2 separate regions of the Mus musculus genome follow, and region 2 is linked to region 1. Evidence: chromatin loops called from intact Hi-C (ENCODE). Cell type or tissue: gastrocnemius. All regions are shown on one strand. Each heading gives the region's core, and the rest is flanking DNA. Links, peaks and the distances in the headings are about the cores only. Region 1 overlaps Bmp3 (bone morphogenetic protein 3). Region 2 overlaps Cfap299 (cilia and flagella associated protein 299).

The links. A loop is a pair of places that touch in the nucleus more often than their neighbours do. Peaks named below come from ENCODE experiments on the same cell type or tissue, not always from the same donor. Only the 100,000 strongest peaks of a DNase experiment are listed, where the experiment ranks them.
Region 2: it touches region 1 in a loop (15-fold over the local background); 35 of 42 quality-filtered maps call a loop at or near these places.

What each region holds. Positions count from the first base shown.
Region 1 is chr5:98,859,410-98,867,748 of GRCm38, forward strand. The region is part of intron 1 of Bmp3 (bone morphogenetic protein 3); the gene reads left to right. Among named protein-coding and RNA genes, the nearest start is that of Gm34563, 9.1 kb to the left of the region's middle. In gastrocnemius, for the core only: CTCF peaks have their summits at 4,750 (motif pointing left) and 4,951; a DNase peak (open chromatin) is centred at 4,682.
Region 2 is chr5:98,345,461-98,353,799 of GRCm38, forward strand. Cfap299 (cilia and flagella associated protein 299) reads left to right here. Exons shown (of 6, transcript NM_001024614.1): 2 at 772-902. Among named protein-coding and RNA genes, the nearest start is that of Cfap299, 20 kb to the left of the region's middle. In gastrocnemius, for the core only: no CTCF peak of the experiment used is centred there; DNase peaks (open chromatin) are centred at 3,378 and 4,213.

The DNA.
Region 1 (8,339 bases), core at 331-8,330:
GGTTCTTTCATGGAAGCAGAAATGGGCGTCATAATATATCTGCTGAACAAAATTTCAGCATACAGAGCTAATTTCAAAACCCTTTCTTTCTAGTGGCCTAATCTTATTGCATAAAAGAAAACTTCACAGAAAGGGGTCTCTGGAAGGTATTTATAAAATTGAGGCGCCAAGGTCAAACGAGATGAAAAGAATGAACAGTGTGGGGCCTATCTGTCCCTTTAAGGGCTGTTCTCCCCTTAAAAGAGCATTTTTTTTTTCTTTTTTCCCCAAAAGAACCTTCTGAGAGTTATGGCCCTAGGATATCTAGTTGGAAAAACACTGGGTTAAAAGCATCCTAATTTACCATAAAAGTAGATCTGCAAAATTCAGTGAGTGGCATGCTGTGCACAGGCTGGGCTCTCCCCTCACAGGGCTAGGGGGTGGGGTTACGAGACTGCATCATCACTTCTTAGATGTGGGTCCATTTGGCACCACCCTATCTTCTTTTCTCCAGGTTATAAACTTCTTTAACTGCAGAGTCTCTGACTTTGCATTTCGTCTCCTCCTCCTCTGGATTAGTTTTCTTTCAATGTTTTCTTCCCTGTGGTTGATTTTTGTTTGTTTTATAGACAGCATAATAGCTTGAAAGGGAAAAGTTATCTTATTTGTGGAGCAATACAGTAGTGGGGGTAAATACCACCTCACCAGTCTTTGGGTCTACATTCAGAAACATTCACTCAAGATCTCTCTCAAGTCTTTTATTTACCTCCAGTGTACGCCATATTTAACAGAAATGCTATCGCATCCATTGGCTGTGATATAACCATATTTCTGTGACACACTATGGGACAGAACTTTTATAGCCAAACTTTGATGATTTTCCCCTTTTGTTGGATTTGCAAATCCTGGTAGTTAGTGTCTTCATCATTTTACTGTGGTAGCAGTATCAGAAAGTTTGATTTCTTATGGTTACGTTAGGAATTATGTCATTAACCAGGATTTGAGGGGGGGAGAGAGAGAGGAGGAGAAGGCAGAAGGCATGTGTTGTATGTGTGAGAGAATGCTATGGCATATCTAGGTACCCTTGCAAACTAGATGAGGGTGTCAAATATCTTGGAACTGGAGTGTTGAGAAGATGAACCATCTGCCCTCCAAAGGCTGGCTGGTCAGGTTTCTTTCCTTTTAAACCCATTAGTCACAAACACTCTACAGGTGAGAAAGACAGACATGCAGTTCCCATAACCTTCCTCCACCAGGGAGAAAGTCACTTTCCAAAGAGAAGCTCACCATAGTACAAGTATTTCCTTTGTCCACTTCAGTGTCACTAAAAGAGCTGAATGGGACACAAGATAGAGTAGGAACCCACATTTCAGTGAGAGTTGGTTATCTGAATCCCAAACACTCCGGGGTCACTCCAGAGCAGTGTCCCTCGGGGCTCAGAAGCTCCCACACTCCAGACGAAAGCACAGACCCAAGCTCTAACCCCATAACTTGCTTCAGAAGGTCCAGTGGGCTACAGAAACCTCTTGATGAGGTGATTGCTGCTGAGCCATGCCCCACAGCAGAACACTAACCAGCCTCAAGAAATCTATTAGAAAGCATCTTTGCAACCCTGCTTTGCTCAGCAGCCAAGGGTAAGACAGAACTAGCCGCTTGCTGAAAAATGGGTTTGGAATAGCATGGGTTGTACTGTAAGGTGAGCTCCCTGTGTCCACAACCTCCCACAATGCCCTGTGCTCACCAATATGTACTTATTCCCAATGTTTGAGGTGCGTTCGTGCTTCATGTGAAACCAGGATGAAGACGCTTCTGAAACATCTGAAGACTATCCCAGGTTTCTAAGCTCATCCTGTATCTTTACATCGACTTTGTCAATGGAGTTGCCCTCTGTTTTTCTGAGAGACAGACCCTGGCTTGGTTTGCCAGCTCCACAGATGAGAAGTGAAGACTAGCAGTGTTAGAGAGACTAGCAGCGTAGCCAAGAACGGGGTTCAAACCTAGCTCTTCGGCTTAGCCAACGGAAAAAGAAGAGCTTCCTCTTGGAGAAAAGTCCTTTAGCTCAACTCAGCAGCTACACTCAGGCCAGTCCTCATGTGAACTCGCCATGGGGCGGAAGGCAAATGGGTGATAGCATATCACACCCTAGCTGCCTAAAACAAGAGAGCTGTAGAACAACAAATCTTCACACACACACACAAACATACACACACATACATATACACATACATACTTATAAACATACACATACATATAAACATATACACACATACACACATATATACATATAAACATACAAACACATAACCATATACACATACATACACATACACACTTATAAACATGCACACACATATAAACATATATACACATACACACATATATACATACACACATATAAACAAAAGAGAGAAATTTTTAAAAAGAGGATTAGCTGAAGTTAGTAATAGAGGGTGATAATTTTGCCCAAGCACTTTAAGTGTTAGTGTTTCCAGTCTAGCCAAGGCTACTGTTGCCCTGAGAAGAAGAACATGAAGTAGCCTGAAGGAGGAGTCAACAAACACACCAGGGTCATTTCATTCACGAGGCTATTTTAGATAGATGAAAAAGAAATCTCTGCCTTGAAAAATAGCCACTTGGTCCCTCAGGGAGGCTTCGACAGAAACGTTGTATCCAAGTTGCTTGCCTCTCTCTCACACCTGCAGAGGGTTTCACCCTAGTGGGTGTGCTAAAGTGCGAGAGAAGGGAGCCAGGGTTTACTTACCTCGTCAGCCTTTGGAAGGCAGGGTTTCTATCTCATTTTGCTGTTTTGGGGAACCTGCCATAGTTTTCTGTGGGCTTTCCCACAGACTGGGGGGGACCTGCCACAGTTTGCCCTCTGGCTTGAACTTAAATGCACAGTGTTTAAGTTGCAAGATCAGAAAAGAGAGTAGCAAAGCCAAGAAGCCCGTCTTTAAAAACAAAGTAGCCTTAAAATAATTCCCAGTAGGGCATGCTATCACTAACATAGAAAATGAGAATATTCTACTTCATAAAATAGCTGCTCTAAATCATTCTTCCTTTAAAAAAAAATGAACAGGAAGGGAAAAGTAGAGGGTCCTCAGACTAAGAATGGTTTGTAGCAGCTTTGGGGGATTGGAACTTACTTGACAAACTCTTCACTTTGGTGTTAAGTAGAGGACACTTGAACTTGGTCAGTTTAACAGTTGTCTATCTGACAAATTGAACAAATGATCCTCAGTGCATAGGTGATACAGAGTGTAAATCTAAGCAATGCGTGTTCAAGGAGTCGCAGGACCTGTCTGCTCCCTTCCCTGGGGAGTTCACAGTCTGGGAATGCCCTTGGGTGGAGGCTCTGGCACATAAATAATTAGTGAACAGTTTTCCATTCTAGGAACACATGCATTATCTCATCTTTGGTTGATGTTTTGATTCTCTGGACACAGAGCATGGCTGTTTGGGGATGCCACAAAACTTAAGCATTTGACTGAGTCTTCAAAACAACATAGAATGTCATGCTTCATGTTCGATTCAGAGCCCCTGTCAGGAAGAGGAAGGCAGCCTGGAGAAGTGAGGCCTAAGTTAACAGCAGAGGACAGTCAGCCAGTGACTTCTGTGCACTGTCCCTACCTGCACCCCCACCCCAGGCATTGGACCTTTCCAGCAACTCAACGTCCCTTGGAGAAAGAAACAGAGAGTGGGTGTGGAGACCTGTGCTTGGTTACATATTTTCAGTATGACTGAAAGGCTTTTTCCCTCCTTCCTGGGGATTTAGCTAGTCATCAAGCTTTCATTTAGCCTATTTGCTTTAAAATTAGACTTTGCACAGAAAGCTTTCCATTGTATCTGCTCATTCCCTTTGAAGCCGTTCTATGTCGGTCAGTAGGATCAGGAACTTCCTTTACCTAACTCCTGAGATACTGTCTCAGCTACTCCCAGAGGGTGACTGAACAAAAGGGGGGGGCAAAATGGTCCTGAGACCCCCTAAATTGGAGCCTAATTACAAGCTCCCTCGAATTAGAGTCCACTCCCTAAGTTCAATTTTGGTTTTGCTTTTCAGATAGAGACAGAAAGGCATCTTCCATCTTTATTTAATGATCAGACCCCTTAGAAAGATCACTGCAAGCTGGGCATGGTGGCTCACACCTTTAATCCCAGCACTCAGGAGACAGAGGCAGGTAATTTCTGAGTTTGAGACCAGCCTGGTCTACAAAGTGAGTTCCAGGACAGCCAGGGGAACACAGAGAAACCCTGTCTCGAACCGCCCCCCTCAATAAAAAAGAAAGATCACTGCATGGAACAGGCAACCCCAGCTCCCCTTTCCAACAGTTGATAAAACCTCTATATTCCTTTTACACAGCAGAATAAAAAGCACTTAATGAATTCTGCCTTACCTGAAATTTAGGAAGGCAGAGAGCAAACCATGGCCCTGTCGGCATGGAGCTCGCCTTGTCAGGAACGAATCATGAAGAGTGATCACAGAGACAGGGTCCTAGCCAAGGGAATGGATTGTTAAGATAAGCTTGTCTTTGCTTTCAAGGGAAAACAAAAAACAAAAACATCTCAGCCCTGGGTGGAGGAGGTAGGTGGAGGAGCTTATCTGGCTTGCTCAAGACCCTCGGTTCATGCTCGAGCACAGAAAGCCTCCTTCCAGTTCTCAGAAATGATTTAAAGTCAGAACACAAGGTCGGAAATGGCAACACTGACCAAAATGCAGTGGCGAGGAAAATTGAACTTGTTCTGAGTTGCCACCAAATAGAATGAAAATGGCGCCACCTATTGGTAGCTGTATTTTTGTTAAAAAAAAAAAAAAAAAAAAAAAAAAGCCTCCATCTCACCGTCTTCTCTGTGGAAAGAAACCTGTTGTGTTTTTGCTGTTTCCCAAGAGTACTAAGACTAAGAGGTTCTCTGGTTCATGAAAACCCTCCGCCACAGTGTGAGGACTCTCCAATAGCAGTAGACTTGCGACTGCCTTCCCGAATGCCCCATAGACGCTCCGCAGTTAAGTCAGAGTCATGACTTATATGAATTTGGAACCAGATTGCATGCAGCTAGGACTCTCAGATACCAGTCTCACCTGTAGCACTGGAAAGGCATGTCTTTCTGAAGCCTCTCACATAATCAAAAACAATTCTTGGGGTTGGGGAGATGGCTTAGAGATTAAAAATTGTATCCTGCTCTTGGATAGGATTGGAGTTTGCTTCTTAGCTCATCCCTTCCCTCTAACCTGGTGACTCACAACTCCTAGCTCCAGGGGGATCTTAAGCCCCTCTTAAAAGATGTAGTTATTGCTCCTCAGCAATGAAGCATCTCTCTATAGCACATGGTGACCATTGCAGAGCTACAACTAGACACAGTGAGGAGATCAGTAGATCACGGAGATCCCAACCCCAGCGGATATATATGTTACATGGCTCCCACATCCATTTCTCATGCAACATTGTGGAAAAGGAGGAAGAACATTTATAGAAGCCAGAAAGCCAGGAGATCTTCTATTAGAAGTGGGCTGCACACACAAGGTCTAAATAATAACAGTGTCAATATATCTGATCACACCAAAGGGAGAGCATTTTACTGATGTCACAGGGTCCACCCCTAGACAAGAACTATGGGGAACTAATGACTGCTGAGAGAGGGTGGGGATAAACCTCTCCCAAGAATATGCTCCCTAATCAATTATCCAACACAACATGATCAGTCCTGAAAACACATGGACGTGCGCGCACACGTGCACATGCGCACACACACCAAAGATGGACTCATGGACTCAGCGGATTGTATTTATATATTTGTATGGTGTGTGTGTGTGTGTGTGTGTGTGTGTGTGTGTGTGTGTGTGTGTGTGTTGCATAATCAAAGGAAAAGAGAAGAATATCATTTTGAAAGGGGGGGTGTCTTAGTTATGGTTACCATTGCTGTGATGAAACATTATGTCGAAAGCAACCTGGGAAGGGGAGGATTTATTTGGCTCCGTCATCAAGGAAGTTACGACAGGAACTCAAACAGAACAGGAACCTAAGGGCCTGAGCTGATGCAGAAGCCATGGCAGGGGCTGTTCACTGATTTGCTCCCCATGGCTTGCTCAGCCTGCTTTCTTACAGAACCCAGGACCGCTAGCCTTGGAATGGCCCCATCCATATGAGCTGGGCTCTCTCTTATCACTAAATAAGAAAGTGCTGTACAGTGCTGCCTACAGCCAAATCTTTTTGGTTTTTTTGTTTGTTTGTTTTTTCGAGACAGGGTTTCTCTGTATAGCCCTGGCTGTCCTGGAGCTCACTTTGTAGACCAGGCTGGCCTCGAACTCAGAAATCCGCCTGCCTCTGCCTCCCGAGTGCCGGGATTAAAGGCGTGTGCCACCACGCCCGGCTCTACAGCCCAATCTTATGGAGACATTTTTTTTTAATTAATATGTCTTCCTCTCAGATAAGTTTAGCCTATGTTGAGTTGACCTAAACCTATCCAGCAGAAGAGGACATGAGAAAGAGTTGAATGGAGGGGGAACTGAAGGGGTTGGAGAAAGGAAGTGTTGGGGGAGAGTGATACAGTTCTATTTTAATTTAACATATATTCTAATGGTGAGGTGCCTCCATGGTTAAGAAAACTGACTTCTGTTCCAGGGGACCCAGGAATTGCTTACAACTGTCCTTAAGTAGTTCCAGGGTATCTGAAGCCCTCTTATGGACTCATAGGCACCAGGCATACAACATGGTGCCTAGGCACACATGGAGACAAAATAGCCACGCATGTAAAATAAAGTTAGATGAATGTTAACATTTGAAAAGGTATTTAATTAAAAATTAAAAGAGAGCAAACAATTCTTGCGTAACTGTCAGTCCATGTGTTCTTTCTCCTTGTCAGATATTCTTATTTATTCAATCTGAAGCTGGGGTGTGCTTCCTAACCCCTTCATCTCCAGGACTTTCTCAGTTACTTTTCTCCACCTCAGTAATTTAGACGAGGACCAGGATTAAGAACGATGCTGCGTGTGCATGTGCTGGGTGCAGTATGCAGTTGGTACTTGCTGCTAGGCAACTGTAAGTGTGAGAGCTAATTTTGTAAGCTAATGAGGTCCATCTTTTTTTTTTTTTTTTTTTTACTCATAGTACAATGTCGTTGACACTTAGAAAAGTGTTAAAGTCCATTTTAAATTTGTGATTAGAAATTTAAATCCATGTGTCTGCCTACTTAAGAACACAAGAGTGGATATTACAATACTTTCCTCTCACTGATATTCAAACTTAGATACCTAAGCGTATAAGGAAAATTGTACAGGAACCGCGGATAAATAGAAAAGCATGCAAAATTCCTAATTTTTTTTTCATTTCACAAAAACAATTATTTGAACTTTAGATGGGGTGGCCTAGGTCTACAGTCCTAGCACTTCAGAGGCTGAGACAGGAGGCCTACTGTGTGTGTCTAGTGTGAAACCAAGTTCAAGTCTAGCCTGAGATGTAGTTTGAGATCCTAGTGCAATAAAAGTATTTGGAAAGTTAAATTACTTTAAGATCTAAAAGGAGAAAAAGTCAGAAAGTAAATGCTTAGTAATTGCCTTGAATTTCTCATAGGGAGAATTTATCTCTCTCTTTAAAAATTTTATGCTTACAATTTCATAACATATATAATGAATTTTAGTAATTTTTACCCCAAGTTATTCTGTCTTGTCTCCCTTCTTTCTACCACTGAACCCCTTCTTACCAGCTTTTAAGAATTTCTTTCATGGCCATAGTTGGAGGTTCTTTGCCAGTGTTTATATGACACTTAACTATTGCTATATACTCATGTGTTCAACCCCATGAAACTCTTTAGTATATGCGTGTAATATGTTGCATTCTTGTCTGTATGAGGCCTTTGACATCCAGGGAGTACCGTATACTTCCAGCATGTATCAGTTAGACACAACCTTCCCAGACATTGGTTAGCTGCTGTTTAATGAGCCTGTGTGCTGAGTCCGCTATGGGAACTCTTGTCATGAACCCTCACCATAGCTCTGTAGAAGGCAATGTGAGAATTCCGACAGTCAATTGAGACTGAAGGTTGGAGATGGGGGTGGCGGAAAGAAGCAAGAGGAGCTTACCAAGTGCGATTATGACACCCCATCCTTGAGCGCTCATCCATCCCAGGCTAGTGTGTTTGTGGGTAACCGTTCATTGCCACATACAAGAAATAGGGTGTGTTCTCCTTCTTGCTTTTTAAATACCCCTCAGCTGTGTGGAGTTTGGGGAAATGTGTATGCTGTGGCGACTGGGCTGAATTACGGGCAGAGCCCCTGGACAGCCTGATGCCGCGGCTTTGTTACAGAGGTCTGTAAGATATTACCCCAGTGTCATGGATCATACGAATGTGTACAAATGGCAGTTTTCTCC
Region 2 (8,339 bases), core at 256-8,255, 510 kb before region 1:
ATACACCAGAAGAGGGCATCAGATCCCATTACAGATGGTCGTGAGCCATCATGTGGTTGCTGGGAATTGAACTCAGGACCTCTGGTAGAGCAGGCAGTGCTTTTAACTGCTGAGCCATTTCTCCAGCCTCTGATACAATTCTTAAAATAACTGAAATATGGCAGGACTAAAATCCTGGTGGTGGTGGTGGGGTGGATCTGTTTCTGTCAACTTCAGGCACCTTGTGTCTCTCATCTTGGGTGTCTCCTTTTCTGTTTTTATTGGTACCATCATTATCCAGGAACAGTATATCTTCTCAGTTAAGTATGGAAATTCCCCTGTTCCTCTTTAGCTGCATTTGAAGTTGTACTGTTCTGGGTCATCAGCTAATTGACTTAAGTCTGTCTGAAGCACTGGGCTGTCTGAATGCACCCCCTTCTCTTTGTGTACAGTTGATCCTCTCTCTTGTATGCCCACCAGTGCCTCTAATTATCTTGCTTTAAAGATACACTGTTAATTGTCTACAGCTGTTTGCACAAATTGTTTAAAAAACAACAACAGATCTTTGTTCTCTGATCCCTTGGAGAAAACTTGGTGGTTGATGTTGCTTCTCTTCTCATCTTATATCTGTGGTTAAAAAAGGACCAAATGTGTCTAATTGTACTGTCAGGAGGCAGGTCTGCATGTGTAATAGCCCTGGTCTTCTTTCAAAGGACACTTAGCTTAAACAGTTGTTTTTATGTTCATTGAAAACAATTCACCCACACATCTGCTGGCTGGTTTCTCCCTCAGGATGAAAGCCTGGCTCGCCAGTTGGTGGAGCTAGGCTACCGAGGGACAGGAGAAATCGTGAAAAGGGAAGATTTCGAAGCGAGAAAGGCAGCTATCAATATTGCAAGACAGGCTGAAAGAACGCAGAAAAAGTAAGTGTCCGTGTTGCACATCCAGATGTTACAGACTAGGGTGTCTTTAAAAGTCCAACCTTCCTTGACTATGACAGCCTGGATGTCCTGCTGGGAGCAGAAAGGCTTGAGGTGCCATAACGTTGCACTGAAGGTCAAGAAGCAAAGGCACTGTGGTATGCTTGCGGTAGTGCTGTGTGGGAGGAGTTGGGTCTACTAATTTAAGAGATGCAAATTCCAAAACATGGTCATGATGTCAATAAGGCACGTTATAAAGTAACTCACTAGTACCAGTTTTATGCATTTACACACGAAAAGTATGTGACATTTGCCTTAGAAGTCTTTGTCCTTTCAAGGCATATAAACCTTGGCATTGCTTGTGTTCTTGAACTTTACAAACACTGATTTATGGAAAGACAATAACTGTCACTGGCTTTCGTTACTATGACTACCATAAGGCAATATAAAATGTATTAAGATGGGTCCTTAGGAACCGGGTAGATAGCTCATTTGGTCCAGTGCTAGCTGTAAAAGCATGAAGACTTGCTTGTGTTAGAGCCTCAGACCCCAGATGAGCAACTTGCCACATGCTGTGTGCTTGTAATACTAGTGTTGGGCGGATGGAGACAGACCCCATCCCCGAGACTCACTGGATGGTTAGCTTATCCTAATCTTTGAGTTCTTTTCTTTTTTTTTTCTATTTTTCCTTCCTTCCTTTCTTCCTTCCTTCCTTCCTTCCTTCCCTCCCTTCCTTCCTTCCTTCCTTCCCTTCCCTTTCCTTCCTTCCTTCCTTCCTTCCTTCCTTCCTTCCTTCTTTCTTTCTTTCTTTCTTTCTTTCTTTCTTTCTTTCTTTCTTTCTTTCTTTCTTTCTTTCTCTTCCTTTTTTTGGTTTTTCAAGACAGGGTTTCTCTGTATAGCCCTGGCTGTCCTGGAACTCACTCTGTAGACCAGGCTGGCCTTGAACTCAGAAATCTGCCTGCTCTGCCTCCTGAGTGCTGGGATTAAAGGCGTGCGCCACCATGGCCGGCTAATCTTTGAGTTCTAACCCCACGAGAGACCCAGTCTCACAGGGCCAGGCGTAAGTAACTGAGGAACAACATGTGAGCTTGCCCTCTGGCATCCACATGCACCTGTGCATGTGCACCTGTACACATAGGAGCACACACTTCTACACATACATACACATGTATATACGTGAAGATAGGTAACGGGAAGACATTCTCCTAGGCTGAACTGCCTCAAACTGGTAAGATAGCTTAAAGGGATTGATAAAATAACTGTCTATTTAATTTTTAAAAAGTCCTTAAACTTTAAGCGTTGGAGATGATGAGTCCTTAAAACACTGAATTATTCTCAGATACAATCTTTTAAAAACACTCATTATAAGTAGAAATTTCCCATATGCTCAGAATTAAGTGATCGGAGCAGGAAGTGAACGTACCCTGGGAGAGCGCCATCTTAGATGACCATTCTAGTGGCTACTGTGTTTCCGAACCACCTTACTGTATTTGAATATGTTGATATTCAGCAGAATTTCACAGGACTGGAATCTGCGATTGCTTAGCTGAATGCTTGTCTGAGCCAGGGTCTGAGGCTGAAGCCCAGTCAGTCAGCTTGTAGCTTGTGATTGTTTTCGGATTATGGTCCTTATTTCTTTGTCATTTGTCATCAGGAACGGGTTTTTGCCACAAGAGGTCGTCCATATTCCTTTTCTGTTGTCTTCTTCCCCCGGCAATAGTGGCTCACCCTTTAACTCCGACCTGGTGGGGAAAGTTCTCTCCTTTAGTGACTCCTGTGATGATAGTGGGCCTAGCTAGATGACCCAGGCTCATCTCAGGCAGGCCTAGCTAGATGACCCAGGCTCATCCTGGAACTCAGAAATCCGCCTGCCTCTGCCTCCCAAGTGCTGGGATTAAAGTCATGGGCCACCACGCCCGGCTGGGAATGATCATTCTTGAAGGAAACTTGTACCCATTACAGGAAATTCATGCAGCTCTCAGTAACTTACACACAGTTGTCCACTTAAGTCTCTAGTTTTATAATTCATAACTATTCAAGTTTTGTATGTAGGGTTGTGTATGTCTTATACAAGACATCAGAGAGACGGACAGAGACAGAGAATTTATTTATATTTATATGCCATTTTTATAAGATATATAAAGTATTTCATATTGAGATGTGTTGGCCATGTTTAAAGTTTAAATTCTGTCTGTGTCACACATCCATTTTGTGTTTGACTATAAAAGTGGATTTTTTTTTCCCTATGTGACAGTCTCTTTAACTGTCCGGAGCTGGAAGTCATCAGGGTACTCAAGTGCCAGTCTAGGAAGGGGGAGGCCAGTCCCCACCCAGAGCTTCTAGGAAAGGAAGGTCCTTTCATCTGCGATCTCTTCTGGTTGTCTTTGTTATGGATGCTTCCCATATGTTGCCTTCTGTCCCACGTGTTGTTCTTTTTTCTGCAAAATCGACTTTAGTGTTGTTGACAGCAGGGCCAGCAGAGGGCGCCCGAGAGCCAAGACTATTTGCTTAAGATAACTTTGGTCATATACTTGGTTGACTGCAAACTGTACCAAGTTAGAGATCAGATATAGTGTGCTCACCCACGTCTTTACCCTGCTGATGACAGGCTCCAACGTGTCACTGTGCTCCTGGTTTAGCAATTGTAGGATGGCCATTTGTAGATGTGTAGATTTCATTTATAATAATTCTTCATAGGAAAAAAGAGATATAAGTTAAATAAAGCCGGAAGGGATATTTTTGCGAGGGGAGTCACAGGAGAAGGAAAAATTTGACAAAAAAATTTTGAGTGTTTAATCGTGTGCAAATATTCATAGATAGCCGTGTGCATTAGGGACTATGCCAGGTTCTGGGACTACAGTAGAGTCAAAGACTTGCTTACTGCTCTCGAGGAGTTTGAAGGCTAGGTGAATAAAATTAAATCACTGGTTGGAATGGAAAATGGAAAACAGCTTGGCAATTTTTCAAAAAAAAAAAAATTAAACAGATTCTTACCATATGGCCCAGCAATTTTGCTCCTAAGATTATCCCCAAGGGAACCGAAAACACGGGCAGGTAAGTACTGAAACATGGACGCTGAAAGCTGCGTTATTCATAGTCTCGTCAAAGGGGGAGGGGGGCAATCCTAATGCCTAATAACTGATAAGTGGCTAAAAATGCGGCATAGAAGTGTAACTGGGCATTATTCAGTTATAAAAATATAACGTGCTTTTCTGTGCTCCAGCACCGATAAACTATGAGATCGAAAGGGCCAACGCAAGGAACTGCGCTCAGAAGCCCGCCTGTGCCCTGAGGGAGGCGGCCTCACAGGCTCGGGCGTTTGGATATTGGTTCCCGGGTGGGGGCGCTCTATGTGGAGGCATAGGAATTGTGGCCTCGTTGGAGGAAATATGGCCCTGGGAGTGGGTTCTAACACTGCCATCAAAGCTATAACCACACCCATAGCCTCTCGTAGCTATTATTATTATTATTATTATTATTGTTGTTGTTTTTATTATTGTTATTATTATTATACATGTGTACCCTCCCATACAGCTTCTGTCTTAATAAGCACTGAAAATGTCGCGGAGTGGCGGCAGACACTTGTACACCCGTACTTGTAGCTTTGCAGAAGACAGAGGCAGAAGGATAGCCCACAAGCTTGAGAATGGCCTGGGCGGTATGATGTGATCCAATCGCAAAGTCAAAGTACTAGAGTCAGCGACCTGGCTCAGCAAGTAAGGGCGCTGACCGGCAAGACCGGTTATGTGATGCGATCTGTAAGACCCACATGGAGAACTGACTTCTATAAGTTATCCTCTGATCCCCACATAAGGGCCCCGGCATGTACCCCTCCACAACCCTGTAAATACTTGAAATGTAACAAGAATTAGTCCTCCCCTCCCACAGTACCCGGGAAGCTGTCTTCCTGTGACAGACAGAAATAATGGCTACCTTTCTCTTAGCTTCTGGTTATTTATAAACACTGCAATGTTTTAAAACTCAAAACTGAAAATCTGTAACTATTAAATGTTGCTAGGTGTGTGGTACACAATGTTAATTCAGACCTTTGGGAAGTAAGGCTTCCTCCATTTCTAGTTCACTTTCTGTGTCATGATTGCTGTTCAAAATGTGAGTCCTCAGCTCACTGCTCCTGCCTGCAAACCTTCAGGTCTGCCATCGGCGACTCTAACCGTCTGGAATGTAAGCCCAAGTAAACACTTTCCTTTGTCATGGTGTTCTATCACAGCAATAGAAAAGCAACAAATACAACCATAAATTGTATGATTTAGCTTACAGAAGATGCCCAGAATAGGTGAATCCATGAGACAAGCAGATTCATAGTCGTCAGAGGATTGGAGGAAGGATTGCAGACGGCTGCTACTGTAGTGAGGGACCTACCATTTGTGGGGGATAAAATACGCAGATAGGAACTGCAATGCTTGCATTATTTTAAAATACATTCAAAGCTGTGCCTACAAACTGAACACCTTTATAGTATTATTTAATTTTAATTTTATGTGTATGCCTGCTTTTGCCTACATGCATATCTATATACTGTGTGCATGCCTGGTCCTCATGGAGACCAGAAGAAGGTGTGAGGTCCCCTGTAACTGAAGTTACAGATTGTTATAAGCCTTCCAGTGGGTGCTGGGAAGGAACCCAGTGCTTTGAACCACTGATCTATCCCTCTAGGCCATTTATAATGCATATTTATACCAATAAAGAGATAATTATGAAACTGCCTTATGACCCAGCTCTATCACTTTTTGGGCACATAACCAAAGATGATGCTATGCCACAGAGACACCTGCATATCCATATCACAGTTGGTAGGGAATGGAATCAGAGTTGTGCATGAAATACTGAATGGGAGATAAACGTGTGATATATGTATACAATGGAATTCTGTTCATGTGCAAGGAAAAATGAAATCAAAATCTTCAGAGGCATAGCTGGAACTGGAAACATAATTATACAGAGTGAGGTTCCCCAGGTCCAGAAGGACCACAGTACATAAGGGATCCCAACTCAATCTTCAGTTCTCTTTACTGAACCCCGGGGTATTCCTGGAAGCCACAAAACTGGGAAGGGGACAGAACTGTCTTCAAGAAGGGCAGGCAGTGGAGCATAGGCGAAAGAAATATAGAGAAGGGAATATTCTGGTTGGAAGCTTTAAGCAGGGAAGGCACGAGAGGGTGGGAGATGAAGGTAGTGGAGAGGAGTCACCAAAACCAAGAGGGAATGGAAATGTCACATCCCTTACATTGCTCCTCTACAAAACACCAGAGAGGTGGAGATGGGTCACCTACATGGCCAGAGAACATTGATCCTAGCAACAATGGATCATTAGACAATTCTCTGTCCCAGGTGTGAGATAACCTCCACAGGAGTTGGTCAGGAATCCAGGGCCCCCCAAATAAGTTCTCTTCTTAGATTATTGAGACAAAGTCTTACAACATTGCCCAGACTGATCTCTTGTATAGTAGGAATTATTTAATTTCAACCTAGGCTTTCTACTCCACCTTTATACCATTTAGTTCCCAGATTAAAACAAAAAACAAAAAACCAGACTCAACCTTTATATTTACACTAAGCCTTAACCAGCACAAGAGCTCCTTAGATCCTTTCGATGTTGCTGAGATCTACTTTCTATTGATAACCCTGAGTCATATTACTTACTTTATTTCATCTGGGCTACTCTTAACTCTAATTGACTAGCCCTCAGGGACACGTTCTCTTTACTCCTAACCCACGGTGGCTTCTCCTTCCTCCTCCTGTCTTCTTCATCCCCCAACATGGTACCTCTCCCACCCCAAACCCTTTAGACCTAAACCCCACCTATATTTCTTCTGCTCAGCTATTGGCTGTCAGCACCATAATTTACCAATCAGAAATAACTTGGGGGCAGCATCACAGGAGCCATGTGCAGACTCCAGGTCTTGGGGTCCTGCACTTAGCATTACAGGAGACAGAAAAAGACAAAGCCTCAACACGGTTGTGTAGTGCAGTGGTGATAGAGACACAGGCCACCATGCCTGACTAGACGTCCATTTTTTCTACATTCATTTATTTATTTATTTATTTGTTTGTTTGTTTGTTTGTTTATTTGTGTGTGTGTGTGTGTGTAACCACTGTGCACACATGCCATTACACATGTGTGGGGATCACAGGACCACTTGCACATGTTGCGTCTCTTCCACCAGGTGGCCACAGGGATTGACCTCAGATCCTCTGGCTTGCAGTCAGGTGTGTTCCACGCTGAGCTGTCTCGCCACTCCTCAAATAGACTTGTACTTAAATTTTAATCCCTATACTTAGATTAAATTTTCCAAACTTACACTATTATGGCTTTTTCAACTCTTTATTTATTGTCTTTTCCTTTACCTGTGGATGTTGAGATTTGTAAATGTGCAGATAGGTGGTGGATATAGTTGTGACAGTCTTCATTTGTGAAAAACGAGACAGTAGACCAATGTGAGTGCATCTTGTGTGATGTAGTGTTAAGTACTGGTTATATTATAGATATGGTTTGCTGACGTGCCAAACTGGAGAATTCTGTACATGTTTTAATTTTGTTTTCTGCTCACGGCCATGGATGAAATACTATTTTCTCTGTTTTAGAGATGGAAATCTAAACACACAGAGTTTATGGAGTTGACTCTAAGAGAGGCCAGAAGCAAGACGAAAGCTCAGAGCAGCTGGTGACAGAGCCTAAATTCTTAACAACCACACTCTTTGGCTTCGAATACTAAAATACGATGTTAGATGCTACAGCTTCAGGACTCGGGCTCCTCCTCAGACATTATCCCACTAGTCGAAGTTATTAAGTCACAGGACCAAACCAGTGTTTGTGGGAGTTGCAGGCATTGAGTCCCTCCCGATGACACTGTCTCTGGAGAGGATGGGGTGAGATGCATGTCTACCTCTGACAGTCTAAGTAGTCAGATAATTCACTCCACACAGCAGACGGGACAATGGGGTTTTGATGACCTGGCATCCATGACCTTAGCAGGTTTGCTTTCACACAGTATTAGATCGGGTTTGAAAAGGTGCAGGTGTGTTTTGGTAGCTTTCTCTCTAAGTAGTGAATTTGTAGCATTAGCAGAAATGTTTTTGCACCTGGAATTGGACAGTGATAACAAACTTTCCCAAGCTAAGAATAAATTAAGACTAACATTTAACTTTTTTTCCTGTAATTTAAAAATGTTTGAATTATAAATAGTTTTGGAAAAACCCACAGCAATAAATAAATAAAATTTGTTTACATAGGTGCTGTAAAACCATTTCCTTTAATGGAGATTGCTCCTTGTGAGGAGTTAGTAATCTTAAAAGAAAAAGACTAGAATATAGGAAATTATTTTTCCGTAGATTCCAAGGGTTTAGAGTGATTCTGGTCTTGTAACTTGCCTCTTTATTCCCACACTAACTGCCAGCTCTGGTTTTGTCCCTCTGGAGCCT